Regions from separate parts of the Homo sapiens genome. Here region 1 is linked to region 2. Evidence: read pairs that join two places in POLR2A ChIA-PET (ENCODE). Cell type or tissue: A673. All regions are shown on one strand. Region 1 overlaps FRMD8 (FERM domain containing 8). Region 2 overlaps DPF2 (double PHD fingers 2).

What was found. Peaks named below come from ENCODE experiments on the same cell type or tissue, not always from the same donor. Only the 100,000 strongest peaks of a DNase experiment are listed, where the experiment ranks them.
Region 1: POLR2A ChIA-PET joins it to region 2 with 18 read pairs; 18 of 35 experiments call an interaction of 5 or more read pairs at or near these places.

What each region holds. Positions count from the first base shown.
Region 1 is chr11:65,399,603-65,402,102 of GRCh38, reverse strand. It overlaps FRMD8 (FERM domain containing 8), which reads right to left. Exons shown (of 11, transcript NM_031904.5): 8 at 2,244-2,367; 9 at 1,236-1,379. Among named protein-coding and RNA genes, the nearest start is that of FRMD8, 14 kb to the right of the region's middle. RefSeq lists an enhancer at 884-1,769. In A673, no CTCF peak of the experiment used is centred here; no DNase peak of the experiment used is centred here; H3K27ac peaks cover 1,392 bases.
Region 2 is chr11:65,343,912-65,346,411 of GRCh38, reverse strand. It overlaps DPF2 (double PHD fingers 2), which reads right to left. Exons shown (of 11, transcript NM_006268.5): 6 at 2,343-2,421; 7 at 609-746; 8 at 354-482; 9 at 53-165. Among named protein-coding and RNA genes, the nearest start is that of TIGD3, 9.6 kb to the left of the region's middle. In A673, no CTCF peak of the experiment used is centred here; no DNase peak of the experiment used is centred here.

The DNA.
Region 1 (2,500 bases), 56 kb before region 2:
TGCTGGGATTACAGGCGTGATCCACCATGCCCGGCCAATTCAATGTCTTTTCAACAAACGACACCGAAACAATTGAGAATCTGTAAACACGAACATGAACATTGACCTGTATATCACACCTGATGTAAAATATTGACTTTGGGATGGCTGGGAGGCTTAAATTTATACAACTTCTACAAGAAAACATGAGAAAATCTTTGTGGTCTTGGGTTAGGCAAAATTTCTTAGGAAACAAAAAGCATAAACCAGTCTCCGTCTCAAAAAAAAAAAAAAAAAAAGAAAATTGTGAACTTTGAACATAAAGGTGAGAATATCTTGGAGTTCAAAGCCATGAGGCAGGGAGAGGAGTGCCCTCGAGGGGGGCCAGGAAAATGGGGAGCAGCAGGGGAAGCTGGGGGAGGAGGTGGCTGGTGGGGGCGGAAAGAAGCTTCCAGGAGCATGTAGTTAAGCTGAGAAGGGGGAGGGGGCCCTCCTGTGGCAAAGCAGAGGCCGATGGGGCTAGAAGCAGCCCCCAGCATGGGAGGCGCAGGGGTGGGGTCTGGCTGCCAAGGGAGGGGTGAAGGGCACCAAAAGGAAGCCGGAGAGGTGTGGAATGAAGGATCCAGAGAGACCCGAGATGAAAGGAGGAAGGGGTGGGAACAGTCCTGAAAGGGCCCTGTGGGAGGGAGGGGCGTCTGATGTGACCCAAGTGGGAGAGGGAGGGGCAGGGGAGGGAGGCTGGGGAGGGAAGCAGGGGAGGGAGGCAGGGGAGGGAGGCAGGGGAGGGAGGCTGGGGAGGGAGGCTGGGGAGGGAGGCTGGGGTAGAAGAGGTGCTCGGTGCTGAGTAAAACACGACGAATGAAGGGGAAAATCAAACACAGGCTTGGAGAGGCCCAACGTTTCCACGCCCACCGCAGGTGACTGTGAATAGGGTCACAACAGCACTGGTCTTGGGGACAGGAGGGGAGGGTGCAGGCTGGTCTCAAAGCACTCAGCAAGCCCTCAACAAACAGCTGCCCGAACCCCACAGCTGCCACCACCACCGGCGTGGAGTCTGCAGACCAGGCCTCCTGACCTCCCAGGGCAGCTCTGGGTCAGCAGGACTCAAGGCACCCCTTGTGCCCAGGCCGCTTTCATCCTCAGGCCCAAGGCAGCTTCTCACCTCCTTGCCCGCCAGCCTGGTGCCTCTAATTGTCTGGGACCCAGGGCACCTGGGCCCAGCCTCCCCACCCGTGTGCAGGCACCACCCGCGCTACCTGCTTGGAGTAGATCTTGAGGAGCTTGTTGACAGGTGTGCCCTCGCTGTCCCCGTCGAACTCCAGCCACAAGATGGGCTCCTCCTCCTCGGGGGAGGTGTGGTCCCACGACAGCTCCTGGAAGCGCAGGCCCAGCAGGACATGCTGGCCAGCAGGAGACACAGAGCCAGGCTTGACCCCTGGGCAGAGGTCTGCTCCCCACCCCATCCCACTCAGACACCTGGCCAGGGTGTGTGCCTCTCCAAGGCTGAGTCTACATTTGTTCATGTGTTTCTGTAAGGAGAGAGCCTCAGCTTTCATCAGAGCCTGCCAGGGGCTGTGGTCCAGGGAAGCTGAGATCCCCTCTCCCACAACAGTCCCACCAGCAGGCCAAGCCCCTGACAGCGGGGGAGGCACGTGGGGGAGGAGGCAGGTGGGGAAGCGGAGTCTCTTCTATGAGGTCGGGCGTGGCATCTAGCATGAGGCTGAGCTGGGCCCTGCCTCCCAGGACACAGATGGCAGCAGGGGCTGGGGTCCTTCTTCCGGGACAACCAGAAGCCAGCCAAAACTCTTCTGCTGGCTTAGGAGCAAATTTCTGTCCAGGGACAGGTAATCTGCCCCACAGGGCTGGCTGCTGACGCGGCTCTCTACCCAGGGCTGGCCACCAAACGCAGAAAGAAGAGGACACGGTCAGCCCAAGAGGGCTCCCGTCGCGGGGTCTTCTGGAGCATCAGGCTGTTCTCCAGCCATCAGCCAGGCAGAGCAGCGGGCCCTGCTGCCCTCCCTCCACTCAGCAGTGAAGTCCCAGCTGCGGCCTCCCCTGCCCCGGCCACCCCACAGCCTAGCATGTTGGGCAAGAGGACCCAGGATCACCCTCAGGGGCTACGAGGACATCCAACGGAGGCAGGGTCCCTCCCAGACAGTCCATCCACCTTGCCCCCAGGCCCCCACAGGCCCAGAGGAACCAGGAAGACCTGAGTCAGGAGCCCCCTCCCATCCTCTCCACCCTGGAGGAGCTGGGGGCAGTACCTTCTCTCTGCTATCGATGACGTGCACGCCTTCCAGACTGATGGCCACAGAAACTGGCTTGCGCCCACCCCGGTGCAAAAAGCCTTGGGCCGGCTTGTCAACCTCACCGTGGAAGAAGGCACACCTGGGGAGGGGACTGGGGTCAGCCTCCGGCCAGCACCAGAAATGCTGAGGGAGGCTGCTCGAGGCCCCAACCTGGGCTCTGAGGAACTTCTGCTGTTTGGGTGACTGAAACCCGCCCCAGGGAAGGGAGAAAC
Region 2 (2,500 bases):
AGCAGTAAAAGCCCAGAAGGAGCCATGCTGAGGAGGGGGCGGGGATACACACGTCATTCTCGGAGGTGCCGCAGATATTGCAACATTTGCACTCGATGCACTGCCAGCGGTATGTCTTCACTGCCGCCATCATCACGGGGGTAAATTGGAGGCAAGATGGATGCCCTGTAGTGGGGGAAGTGAGTGAGACAGACAGTCGGAAATGCGGGGGGAAGAGAGGAGCTCCTGCCTGTGGCTACATCTTCTCTTGGTTAGGAAAAGCGAGGTGGGCTGGTTATGACAGCCCTAGAGGCCAGCAAGCCAAGAGCCCCTTGGGGACTGGGCAAAGCAGCAGCCTTCACGGGAAGCAGTACCTGAGCGGCCACAGTCAGAACAGGACACCAGCTCCTCGGGTTGTCCCGTCTTCTTGTTAATCTTTGAGTCCCCCAGGCAGAAGTCACAGTAGTTGTTGGGCAAGGCCAATCCATCAGGACCCTTTTTGGCTACAGAGAGAAAGAGTTTTGATGACACCCATGGGGGTCCCTGAGCCACTCAACACCCATGCAAGGAGTGGTTTTCATAACCAGGCCAACTTCTGCTTGCCCACCACTTCTGACACCTCAGCTTACATTTCTGCTCCTCAGACCTCTGGGAAACAGGAGTGGGTGGTTGAGAGTCTTCCTTGTCCTCGCCCTCCTCCTCAGCCAAGTGGGAGTGGGCATAGTGGTAACTGAGGCCTGGTCGGTTCTTGTAACGTTTTCCACAAACTGAGTGGGAAGAAGATTGCAGAGAAAGGTGTTAGGATACAAGAGTGCCATGTCCCCATCCCTGCAAGCTGTGGGGGCTCCACCTGAGGCAGAGGGCAACCATCCCTTCCCCTAGCAGCTCCACTCTGGGACAGGCCTTGAGTGACGGCCACTTCCCCTCAGCCAGGAGCATCAGGCCGTGGGGCTCTCTAGCTTCTGGGGCTCTTTTCCCTCCTGAACTCCAACCCCATGGCCACCACTGCTCTTCCATGTTGACTTTTGGGGGGCTTAGCCCTTGCCCCATCACCAGTTAGTTGCTCTGGGATATACTAACAGTCTGGGACGCTCCAGGTCAGGAAAGGGAAGGATATTCCTATATCTTTGGGGTGGCAGGAAGGGGGAAAAGTGGATAAGACTCCAAACTTTTTTACCCCTCAGTAAATGTGGGAGGCTCATGCTACCCCACACACCATGGAGCCCATCTCCCCTGAATGTGGGTAAACAAGCAGGGGATGGGTTTCTTGGGGATAGCCTATCAATGAAGCCAGTTGGGCAGTTGGTCCCCAAAGAAATTCAAGCACACTCCCATGTAATTGCCCTGTCCAGGCCTGCCAATCAGCAAGGAAAGCAGATCCCCATGAGGCATTTTGTCATCTTGAGAAGTAATACCAAGAAGGGCAAGGGGGCCAGCAGGAAAGGAGTGGGGAGAGAGGATGGCAGGAGGAGGTGGTGGGGCAGTGGGGAACATGAGCTGACCACCAGCTGCCTGGTCTGGGGAGGGAGCGGAAGGGTCTGATTGTAATGGGCTCCTGATAATGCTTCTGAAGCCACCCCATGCACTGGGCCGAGCAGCTCTAGGAGCAGGTTTGTGGGAAACAAGCAGTGGTAAAGGCAGCCTTCAGGACTTTGAGGAGTAGAGCACAGCAGAAATTCCACTGCTCCTACCCCCATGCCATTCCAGAGATTTTAAAGCTAGCATCCCAGGAAATGAGAAAGGCAGGAGGAACAAGGGAAGAGGGAAAAAGGGAAAGGAAAACCACAAGTCTGAAAAGTTGAGAGAGCTACCTCTCTGGGGCGCTTTCGAGGTATGCTTTTGTTTGAAACTATCTGAAAGACAGAAAGAAAAGTCATGAGAAGAAGGCCTTGATACACTTGAGACAGGAGCAGCAGCAGCAGGAAAGCAGAGCAAACGAGAGAGAAACCCCAGCGGCGATGGTGCTCCCAGGGTGGAGGGACAGAAGTGGGGCAAGGCAGACAGAAAGAAAAAGAGAACAGACGTTGAAAAACTCAGTGTCAGACCCCTGGGGCCCTGGCTTAACTGAGGCCAGGAGACCTGCAGGCCATCTGTTGAGAGGCCAACCCTGCCTGCTGTGGCCCCCACAAGCAACCCTACCCCAGAGGATGGCAGAAATCTTTCCCAGAGCATGCAGGTCCCACCCGTCATATAGCAGGGACCCAGGCCTCCCAGGGGTCTCAGACGGAAGCAGTCAGCAGGCAGGACAAGAGCCCAGGTTTGTTTTAATACTCTGGGCAAAAACACAACCCTCCCTCCTCTCATATCCAGAGCAGGAGCTGGGTCCAAGGCAAGGTCTACCCACCCACTTGTGAGGCACTCACTGTCACAGGCATAGGGCTTATCCCGGTCCTCCAGGATGGAAGCATCCAGCTTCTTACGGGCACTGCCCACACCCTTACCCTGCCAAGAAGAGCAAAGAGACACCCTTATTTTGGTAGCTGGGCCTGAGGAGTTAGACTCTTTTGGAAGTGGCCGCTAA